Regions from separate parts of the Homo sapiens genome. Here regions 1 and 2 are each linked to region 3. A link is a contact called in ENCODE Hi-C or POLR2A ChIA-PET data. All regions are on one chromosome and are shown on one strand. The core of a region is the stretch at or near the end of the contact, and the rest is flanking DNA. Distances in the headings are between cores, read along the strand shown.

What was found. A loop is a pair of places that touch in the nucleus more often than their neighbours do. ChIA-PET counts read pairs that join two places held with the same protein, here RNA polymerase II (POLR2A). Pooled maps may share reads with other maps.
Region 1: a pooled map shows a loop between it and region 3 (9-fold over the local background). The contact joins two enhancer-like sites. A Hi-C loop is called at or near these places in 2 of 37 single-sample maps with no recorded cell type and 10 of 50 pooled maps. POLR2A ChIA-PET finds 5 or more read pairs at or near these places in 2 of 52 experiments (GM10248 and T-cell).
Region 2: a loop to region 3 is called in a map of endothelial cell of umbilical vein, with 6 times the contacts of the local background. The contact joins two enhancer-like sites. A Hi-C loop is called at or near these places in 3 of 168 maps with a recorded cell type or tissue (CD8-positive, alpha-beta T cell, endothelial cell of umbilical vein and naive thymus-derived CD4-positive, alpha-beta T cell) and 7 of 50 pooled maps. POLR2A ChIA-PET finds 5 or more read pairs at or near these places in 2 of 52 experiments (GM10248 and MCF 10A).

What each region holds. Positions count from the first base shown.
Region 1 is chr11:108,620,364-108,624,076 of GRCh38, reverse strand. No RefSeq gene overlaps it. Among named protein-coding and RNA genes, the nearest start is that of EXPH5, 28 kb to the right of the region's middle. RefSeq lists an enhancer at 2,031-2,110. Within about 2 kb of position 2,181, at least 5 of the 41 ENCODE cell types and tissues checked have a DNase peak (open chromatin) inside an H3K27ac peak, as active enhancers do.
Region 2 is chr11:108,646,769-108,650,468 of GRCh38, reverse strand. No RefSeq gene overlaps it. Among named protein-coding and RNA genes, the nearest start is that of DDX10, 16 kb to the left of the region's middle. RefSeq lists enhancers at 2,240-2,289, 2,320-2,369. Within about 2 kb of position 2,033, at least 15 of the 41 ENCODE cell types and tissues checked have a DNase peak (open chromatin) inside an H3K27ac peak, as active enhancers do.
Region 3 is chr11:108,197,932-108,201,447 of GRCh38, reverse strand. The region is part of intron 1 of NPAT (nuclear protein, coactivator of histone transcription); the gene reads left to right. Among named protein-coding and RNA genes, the nearest start is that of NPAT, 23 kb to the left of the region's middle. Within about 2 kb of position 1,352, at least 5 of the 41 ENCODE cell types and tissues checked have a DNase peak (open chromatin) inside an H3K27ac peak, as active enhancers do.

The sequences.
Region 1 (3,713 bases), core at 932-3,431, 420 kb before region 3:
TGAACCATTGGACATAGGACTTTAAAATTTCATATTTTCATTCCAGTGATAATCTAATGATATTAATATAATCATTACATCAAAAATATCTTGAAAATATTCTTCGGGCTATTTCTTATTCCCCTCATTTATTATGTTTCACAGTACCCTACTATAATTCATGCTGAGCCTGATGGTGCCCAGGGAAGAAGATACTAACCAGAAGGAAGTTCCACAGAATGAAGAAGAGATGATAGAGGGCAAGTAACCATAAGAATAGAAAGGGACAGGCCAGGTGCAGTGGCTCGTGCCTGTCATCTCAGCACTTTGGGAGGTGGGAGGATTGCTTGAGCCCAGGAGTTTGAGACCAGCCTGGGCAACATCGTAAGATCCTGTTTCTACAAAAAAAATTAAAAATAGAAAAAATAAGAATAGAAAGGAACATAGAAGCCCTTCTGGAATGGGGAAGAAATGAGGCAAGAAGTCAAAACCAGTATCTTCCTTCTCCTTGATCACTCAACCCCTCTTTGCCTTCATCCTTCCCTTTTTGTTCAAATTGTTTCTGCCTAAAGTAAATCCTTCTTTAGCTCTTTTAGCAAGGAATGTGAGTGGTAAATCTTCTCTGTTTTGTATTAAAATATTTTTATTTTGCCTTATTTTATTTTGACAATTGAATGATAATTTAGTTGGGGATAGAATTCTAAGTTGACAGTTTTGCAACTTTTATTCCATTGACTCTGAATTTGATAATTTCTGTTGAAAAGTCTATTGTCATTTTAACTAATGTTCTCTTTTAGTTTAAGTTTTAAAAATCTTTGGGTGTCTTAATATTTTCTTTTCATTTGAGGTGTTCCATCATTAGTTATCCTGAAGATTCATGTCTTTCATTAATTTAAGAAAATTCTCAGACATTATCATTTGAAATACTGCCTCTCCCACTCTTCATTCTCTCCTTTGGAAATTCCTATTAGATAGGCACTGGACATTTTTCTTCTTTCTTCCATATCTCTTAAACTATCTTTCATATTTTCCATTTCTCAAGCTTTTGAGAGTCACATTTGTATATATTTCCTTAGATCTAAATTTCAGGTCATGAATTGTCTATTTAAGAATTAGTGTAGCTGTATTTTTTTATTTTAATTTTTAGAAATTTTATTTTTTAAAAGTAGGACTTTGATCTTATTTTCCTGTAATTCCTATTCTTTCTTATCTCTTGTTTTAAACATACTTATTTTATAGTGCTATAAGCTGAAGTGCTTGGGAGGGAGTATATAACTGCTGTTTATTGAATCTGATAACTTTCACACATGGTGGATTATTTCCTCCTGTATTTTGTCATTTCACTGGGGATCATTTTTTCTTTGTAGCCTTGGGTTTGGAAGTACCCTGTAAAGTAGCTTATTTGTTTGTTTATTTATTTATTTATATGGTTTGTCTGTGTCCCCACCACAATCTCATCTTGAATTGCAATCCCCATTATCCCCACATGTCGTGGGAGGGACCCAGTGGGAAGTGATTGGATCATGGAGGCAGTTTCCCCCTTGCTGTTCTCATGATAGTGAGTTCTCACAAGATCTGATGGTTTTGGGAGTGCCCGGCATTTCCCCTGCTAGCACTTCTCCCTCTTGCTGCCCTGTGAAGAAGATTCATTCCTTCCCCTTTGCCTTCAGTCATGATTGTAAGTTTCCTGAGGCCTCCCAGGCAATGCAGAACTGGAAGTCAATTAAACCTCTTTCCTTTATAAATTACCTGGTCTTGGGCAGTTCTTTATAGCAGCGTGAAAACAGAGTAATACATTTATTTTTTAATTTTTTACTTATTTATTGAGACAGAGTCTTACTCTGTCACTCAGGCTGGAGTGCAGTGGTGCAATCTCGGCTCACTGCAACCTCCACCTCCCAGGTTCAAGAGATTCTCATGCCTCAGCCTCCTGAGTATCTGGGACTACAGACACGCACCACCATGCCTGGCTAATTTTTTTTTTATTTTAGTGCAGACAGGGTTTTGCCATGTTGGCCAGGTTGGTCTCTAACTCTTGGCTTCAAGCAATACACCCGCCTTAGCCTCCCAAAGTGCTGGGATTACAGGCATGAGCCACCATGCCCAGCTATTTGTTTATTTAATTTTTGCTTCTGGCATACTGTCAAGTTGAGGTTTACATTAACTTTGTGACTCGGGGAGTTTCTGGACAATACAGGAAATTCCACATCTGTCCATGGAGTACCTGGGGTTTTAATTTCTTGAAAGAGCTTATGTTGTTTTCTGCCCAAAAACCTAGGCATTGACATGTTTCCTTTGAGTCTCCCTGAGACTATGGGGAGAGTTCTTCTAGTCATTCTTTCACACAGGCACATCGCTCTCAGTGTCCCTGCATAGGCTTAAGACCTATGGTCTTAAATAGCATTGTTAATTTCTAAGTGTAAAATTGCAGAGTCAGTCTGTGTGCTTACCACAAGGCTTTCACATCTTTTTTCCATTTCTGGTATGGGGAGTTTCCTTTCTCTATGTAGTTACATATAATTATATTGTACCTCTAAATAGCTACATTGCATCCAGCATTTTGAGGTTTACGAGAGAAGATTCTGTGTTATCTTAGTCCTCTTTGTTGTTAGAACTACATGTTTAGCATTGAATTTTTAATTTCTTGGCAAGCATCTGTGGTTGCTTTTATGTCTTGATTTTAAAATGACAGTTAACTGTGTTCAAAGTAGTACTGATGTTTCATTCTTTTACCAAAATCAAACTTATTTCATTGAAGTGAAAATTCAAAATTAAAGGCAATTTCATAGAAAAAAACTTTAGTTTTATAGAAAAGTTAATCCATTGAGACTTCCATTTGCTTGTATGAAAATGATATGATACAGTGGAGTCATGAACTACTTTGATTGTTATAAACCAATGAGAAAAAAACACAAGAAGCAAATGTAATATATGAATGATGGTTTCAATCCAAGTGGAGGCATGAAGTGAGAGAAAGTTTTACAAGTAGTCAGATAGAGATAACTGGTAGAAGAATTGAGTCATCACACAGCAAATACTATAAAAGGCATATTGTCATAAATGAGTAGATAGGTTACATAAATTTCACTTCTGTACACAGAAGTTCAACAGTTCATGACTACTATGTATAGTAGTAAGTATGCAGTTAAAAAAATTCTGAAAACAGTGTGTTTTATTCATTAGCGTTGCATCGGGAGGATACAGTATTAAAATGAATATTTCATTAAAGTAACCAATGGCTGATTTTTTTAAAAACCTAGTTCATTGTTTTCTTTCAGCAACACTATACCCTCTGTTTCATGACATACATATTGGTAAATAGATTTTTAGGTTATTTAGTTTTCTTTTTTTAATTTTTAAGTTTAAAAAAATTATTGCCCATATAGTTTAATAAAGCTACATGAATCAGAAGTTTGTACCTAATTTTTTGTTTGTACATATTAAGTAACATTTAAATTAAAACAATTCAAGTCATCATTAAAGATCCAAGTAAGAAACAGTGGTATGTAAGTGTTAAAAGGAAACTTGAGACAAGTCAAATTTGATGGAGTTTAGTTGAGCAAAAAAAAAAAAAAAGGAAACAATTTGTGAATAGGGTAGCCTTCAGAATTACAGCAGAGTCAGAGAGACTCCTGGGGTATATCGTGGTCAGAACAAATTTATAGATTAAAAAAAGTAAAGTGACGTACAGGGATCGGAAATGAGGTACGGAAACAGTGAGATTGGTTACAGCT
Region 2 (3,700 bases), core at 784-3,283, 450 kb before region 3:
TAATCTCAAACTCCTGAACTCAAGTGATCATCTTACCTCAGCCTCCCAAGTAGGTAGGACTACAGGTGCATGCCACCACACTCAGCTAATTTTTAAATTTTTTGTAGAGATGAGGGTCTTGCTATGTTGCCCAACTGGTCTTGAACTCCTGGCCTCCAGCAATTCTCCCACCTCAGCTCCCAAAGTGCTAGGATTACAGGTGTGAGTCACCATGCCTGGCTCTTGCTCTTTTTTTGTTTTCATTTGCATTGAATATCTTTTTCCATTTCTTTATTTTCAGCCTATGTGTGTCTTTATAGGTGACATATGTTTCTTGTAGGCAACATAAACTTAGGTCTTTTTTTTTTTAATCCATTTAGCTACTATGTCTTTCGACTGGAGAATTTGGTCCAATTACATTAAATGTTATTACTCACAGATAAGATTTACTACTGCCATTTTCTTATTTGTTTGCTGGTTATTTTGTTGGTCCTCTCTTTCTTTCTTCCTTCCTTCCCATTTTCCTTTGTGTAAAAGTGATTTTCTCTGTAGTATATTTTAATTTCTTTTGGAAAAATTTTTGGGTATCTGTTGTAGATTTTTGATCTGTGGTTACCATAAAGCTTGCAAATAACATCTTATAATCAATTATTTTAAACTGATGACAACTCTAATTACAAAAAAAAAATCTAAAAATCTCTACCTTTTAACTCCATCCTTTTCATCCTTTTTGACTTTTTGTTTTTTCTATTTGTATATTTTAATACTATGTATCTATCGAAAAGTTGTTGTAGTCATTATTTTTGATAGGTCTTTTAGTCTTCCTACTCACGATATGAGTGGTTTACACACCACAATTACAGTGTTAGAGCACTCTGTATCTGTCTGTGTACTACTACTAGTGAGTTTTACACCTTTAGCTGGTTTCTTATTATTCATTAATGTCCTTTTCTTTCAGATTAAGAAACTCTCTTTAGCATTTCTTGTAGGACAGGTCTGGTGTTGACCAAATTCCCCAGCTTTTGTTTGTCTGGAAAAGTCTTTATTTCTTCTTCATGTTTGAAGGACATTTTTGCTGGATATAATAGTATAGAATGGAAATATTTTTCCTTCAGTATTTTGAATATGTCATTTCACTTTCTCCTGGCCTAAAAACTTTCCACTGAGAAATATGCTGTCAGACATATTGGAGTTCCTATATAAGTTATTTGTTCTTTTTCTCTTGCTGCTTTTTAGAATCCTTTTTTTATCCTTTACCTTTGAGAGTTTACTAAGTGCCTTGAGATAGTCTTATTTGGATTGAATCTTCTTTGTGTTCTATGACCTTCTTGTACCTGGATATTGATATTTCTCTAGGTTTAAAAAGTTTTCTGTTATTATTTGTTTGAATAAACTTTCTACCTCAGTATCTCTCTTTACTTCCACTTTAAGGCCAATAACTCTTAGATTTGCCTTTTTGAGGCTATGTTCTAGATCTTGAAGGTGTGCTTCATTCTTTTTATTTTTTTTCTCCTCTATGTATTTTCATATAACCTGTTTCAAGCTCACCAATTCTTCTTGATCAATTCTGCTGTTGAGAGACTCATGCATTTTTCAGTTTGTCAATTGAATTTTTCAGCTCCTGAATTTCTGCTTGATTTTTAAAATTATTTCATTCTCTTTGTTAAATTTGTCCAATGGAATTCTGAATTCCTTGTGTGTATAAGTTATCTTGAAGTTCACCGAGCTTCGTCAAGACAGCTATTTTGAATTCTGTTTGAAAGATCATATACCTCCATCATTCCAATTTTGGTGACTGGTGTCTTATTTAGTTCATTTGGTGAAGTCATGTTTTCCTGGATGTTCTTAATGCTTGTAAATGTTCATTAATGTCTGGCCATTGAAGAGTTAGGTATTTATTCCAATCTTAGCAGCCTGGGCTTGTCTGTGCCTGTTCTTGGGAAGGCTGTACTGAAAAGGAATTTAGTATTGTGATCTAAGCCTGTGGTCACTGAAGCCATATCAGCACTAGGAGGCGCCTTAAGCCCAGTAACGCTGCAACTGCTGCAGACTCCTAGAAGCACTGCCTTGATGGGCTTGGGTAAAATAAAGTATAATCCCTAGTTTACCAGGCAAAGACTCTTGCTTTCTTTCCTCTTTTTCCCCCATCAGGAGTCTCTCTTTGCGCTGCGCCACCTGGATTTGGGGAGAGGTGACACACGCATTCCCATGGCCACCACAGTTGGCACTGTATTGGGTCACATCTGAAGCCAGTACAGTGCTGGGTCTCACCCAAGGCCCTTAGGACTACTGCCTGGCAACTGCTGATGTTTGTTTATTCAAGGTCCTAGGGCTCTTTAGTCAGCAGGTGGTGGATTCTGCCAGGTTCTTCCTTTTCTGGCCCAGGCTGGGTCTGGAAATACCATCATGTGATGGTAGCTAAGGCTTCAAACTAGGGGCCTCAGGAATCTGCATGACGCTTCATTTTACTGTGGCTGAGCTGGCACCCAAGTTGCAAGACAAAGTCCTCTATGTTCTTTCCTCTCCTTTCTCCAAGTAGAGGAATCTCTCCCCAAGCTGCACTATCTGGATTAAGGGGAGGGATAAGTCAGGCACTACCTTGGCCACCACAACTGGTGTCTCACTGGGTCACATGCATCCCAAGTCTACTGGCTCTGAGCCTAGCCCAGCACTGTGGTTTGCCCAAGGGCTACAGTCCTTGTGACCTGACTGCCTCCCAAATTTATTCTGGGCCTCAGCCACCGGTGGTGGAGCTGGACGGGAACTCAGGATACTACCGCTGGGGCAGAGGATTCCCCTTTGGTCTAGATAATCTCTCTGTGGGTGCCAGCAGAATTCTTCTCTGTGTTGTTTTCCACTGTGACAGGCAGCAAAGTCCCACACTCACTTTGCTCTCCCTCCCACAAGAGCACATGTTCTCTCTCCACGCTCAGTGTAGTACTGCCAAGGGATCGAGGAGGGTGGTATAGGCAATGCGAGGCTGTCTTTCCTATCCTCTTCAATTCCTCTTTCCTTGATATAATGTTAAACAGGTACTGCCTTATGAATGTGCTTTCTTACATGAATAATTGTTCATTTGCTGGAGGGTTCTATCTGACCACCTTGCTCTGCCTCCTCCCCCCATATTCACCTTTATAAATAATTGACTTTTTAACAAACTTTTGGAACAAGTATTTTGGTAAGGAAAGCATCTTTAATAAATTGATAGTGTAATACATTCAGTGTCACCATGGAACTTCCTGGAGTATATTAGTGATTAAAAACACAGCTGAATTATAACCAGATATAGTGATTGAATGAAATCAAAATGATAATGGTTTTATATTTCCATATATCAAGTGAAAAAGATGAATGTCCAGTCATACCTTCATTAATTGTTAAAATATTTGGAGTAATGTATATTTAGAAAAACAAATGAAGAGAAAGCTAGGTAATTCCCACTAGGTTATTTAGGCAGATACATTATTCTTCAAAAATATAGCAAGTAAATTGAAAGCATTTCTTGCTTGGTTATCTATATATATGCGTAGTGCTTCTGCCAGACCATTTAGCTGGCAAAGTCTTGTTCAGCACAAACACAAATCATTCATGCTAAAAACAAGCCAATTTGTTTGTGTGCAGAAACCACTATCTCCCATGCTGATCTGGAAACAGAAAATGGCTTCAAAATTCTATCAGCAAGAACAATCTAGTGTGTAATAACAAATATTCAGTACATAGC
Region 3 (3,516 bases), core at 103-2,602:
GTGCCTCAAGCAAGGCTTGTTTCAGTTGGTCAAAGGTCCTTTTAGCCTCTGGTTCCCAAATTAGGGAGTGAGTCTTAGTTGCCTGAGTCTCCTTTATTATGTGATATAAGGGACAAACTATTTCACCATACCCAGGTATCCATAGTCCTGTAATCCCCAAGAATCCTCTCAGTTGCTTGAGGGTTTTGGGGAGAGGAAAAGAGGAGATGGACTTAATTCTTTCTTCACCTAGTTCCCTGGTCCCCTCTGACAAGACTAGACCTAGGTACTTCACTGAAGTCTGACAGAGCTGAGCCTTAGATTTTGAGACCTTATATCCTCTGTTAGCCAGAAAATTAAGACAAGCCTTACTGTCCTCCTGAGACTTCCTCAATTGGAACGCAAAGGAGAATGTCATCTACATATTGTAAAACTTTCACCTGAGGATAAAGGAACTGCCCAAACAGCTGGGGGCTGTCTTAGAATCCCTGCGGTAACACCATCCAGGTTAGCTTTGTGGTCTGGTTGGATGGATCTTTGAATGCAAATAAATACTGGCAGTTGGGGTGTAATGGTATGCAGAAAAAGATGTCTTTTAGGTTCAGGACTGTGAACCATTTAGTTCCCTCAAGTATTTGAGTTAGTAGGGTATAGGGATTGGGAACCACCATATGGATTGGAACCACAGCCTCATTAATGAGGCAGAGGTCTTGGACCAGTCTCCTTCCTTTGTTGGGTTTTTGTACATCCAATATCAGAGTATTACAAGGGCTGTTGCAGGGTTTAAGGAAGCCCTGCATCCTTGAGTTATCAGTGATGGCTTCTAGCCCTTTCCTAACTTCTGGTTTTAGGGGATATTGTCTCTGGTTAGAGAAGGAGGTGGGATCCTTAAGGTGGACCTAGACCAGTATGGCAGTTGTGGCTGCACCAATTTTCCTTTCAGTTGCCCAGACTTCTGGGTTAATTAATATTGGTCTGCACTAGGGTGAGACAAAGAGTCTGTCCTGGAGCCATAAGGATGATGGGTCCCGTACCAGCTAAAATAGCCCTGCCTAGCAGAGGAGTTGGGCTTTCAGGCATGATTTAAAAGGCATGGGTAAACAAAAGGTCCCCTCAACTATAACTAAGGGGTTGGGAAAAATATCAGATTAAAGGCTTTCCTGAGACATCCCTCACAGTCACACTAAGAAAGGAAGGGGAGGCCTGGCCTAATAAGTTGCCTCCCAAGAGGGAAAAAAATCAGTCTCTTACATAGCAAAGCTCCCTGTAGTCATAGGACTGTGCTGACTCCTGACATGATTGCGGGGGCGGAAACAACTTAAACGCAGGTAGGGGAAGTTGCCTGAGGGAAATAACCTCTTGCCCAATGCAAATGGATTCCTTCAACAGGGGAAAGAAAACTCTCAGTCATTGCATCCTTCTTGCTTCTAAGAACAGACAAAAACCAAGTTGTTCTGAATTACACTGCTGATGACTAAGCAAAATGCTCATTCCACTCAATAATATTATCACTGTGGTTTGCAGCAACACCCTTAACGTTGTGTATGAAGAAGAGATAGGAGCCAGGAAGAGAGAAAGAAAATGCTATAGGAAAGACTGGAGGTCTTGACTGACACCCGAACGGGCTGTTGGGGATTGGGGCCAGTCCAGGAGCCTTCAGGTAACACTGAGGTGTAGCCTCAGCCAGATGCCTTCAGTTGCCCGAGGACCTTATTCCGATCCTATGCATTGGCTAGACCTCTGTGAAGGGAGACTGGATTGAAACAAAGCCAACATTCCCAGTACCCGAGGGTGATGGCAGAGGCTTGACAAAATCTTCCCCAGCAAGCCTGTCCTTTGCAGCTGTGCCATTCGCTCTTAACTGGCTGACAGAGGCCCAGTGCTTCATCCGTTTTTGGAAAAAAAATGTGAAGGCAAGAAGCCTCAGAAATGAAAGTGTAAGAGGTCCACTCTTACCCTTGCACAGATCCCAGACAAGCCTCCAGAAATGACACAGGATCCATTCAGTGCCGCTATGCTGTCCAGCATCTCTGTGGCCTGTGGCGCGCCTGCCTGGGCCTCGCTCGCCTCTAGGCTCATTGCTGGGCCCTCTCTGCCCACTTGACCCAGCAGACTGCTTCTGGCCCGGATTCCATGCCCACTGCAGCTCTGCATTAAGCCCCGCAGCTGGTCCAGTTGTGCCATGATTGTCTTCCACCTTGGGAGCCGGCGTCTGGGTGAGGGTGACACAGCAGCGCCCAAAAACTTGGAGATACCAGCAACCACAGAGCCCCAGCTGTTGCCCAGGGAGTTCTGAGGTCTGAGCCCCCAAGGACCGTTACAACTCTGTCTCCTTCCCACCGCCCACAGCATGGCAAACGGAGGTGGCAGGGGAGCGCATGTTTCAGCTCGTTTGTGTTACAGCTCATTCCGTCCCTCTACCCTGCTTCAGTCTGCTTCAGTCCTGGGCTGGCCCAGCCCCACTCCTGCTTCCTGTTGGGTAGCTGCCCAGTGCCAGCGGAGGGCTGAAGGGCTACAATGTTAAGAGTTCCTTTCACACCCACCATTCAGCAGGTTCTGAGATCTTGTCCTGCGTTTAAGAAGAATGAGGTTATGTGGACACTGGGGAGTGAGCAAGGTGGAAGAGGGTTTTCTTGAGCAACAAAACAGCTCTCGACACGAGAGGGGACCCAACGTGAGTAGAGCTCCATGTGAGAGGGGATTCCAAAGGCAGGTAGTCCCCATGTGTGGTTGAGTCTGAGGTTTTCATGGGCTCAGAATGGAGGTTTTTATGGGCTCAGAGTGCAGGCTGATTGGTCCATGGGTGAACCTGGAAAAAGCACCATTTGATTGGCTAAAAGACATCTAGGAAGTTCTCACTCTGGTCATGGGCTCTACACAGAACTGGCAGTCCAGTTTTCAGGCTTCAGACTGTCTTTGGCTTGAAAGTTGTCGGGTTTCACCGGGTACCCTACCCGTCTGCTTGGGAGTTTGTCTCCTGCTCTTATCAACTGTATTTCTTTATTCATATTTTCTATGTTGTGAGAGATTATTCTCATAATTTTCTAGACGTGGATTCCTTTAGTTTTTCCAACTTATTTAAAATTGCTTATTTAAAGTCTCAAGTCTAATGTCTGGATTTCCCTAGGCAGATTTTTGGTTTTTTGACTCTGTATGATCCATACTTCCTTATTTCTCTGCATATCTCATAATATTTTGTGGAAAATAGGATGTTTTAAATAATATAATGTGACAACTCTTGAGATTAGATTTTTCTTCTTCCATGTTTGTTGTTGTCTTAGCTGTTGCTGTTTGTCTAGTGAGTTTGCTGAACTAATTTTATGCAGTCTATATTCTGTGAAGAGTTGATACTCTGATTGGATGATGATTTCCTTAACTACTGGGAGCAAATTAATATCCCATTGTTTGCCAAGGGGGTCTGTGTGTGCTTTGGGGCATGCTTTAGTTCAGCCAAGCAGTTGACCCACTCTGCCTTAGCCTTCCTTCACTAGTTAAGGTTGATGTTCTTGTTGGAATTGATAATGCTTTGATTCCCAA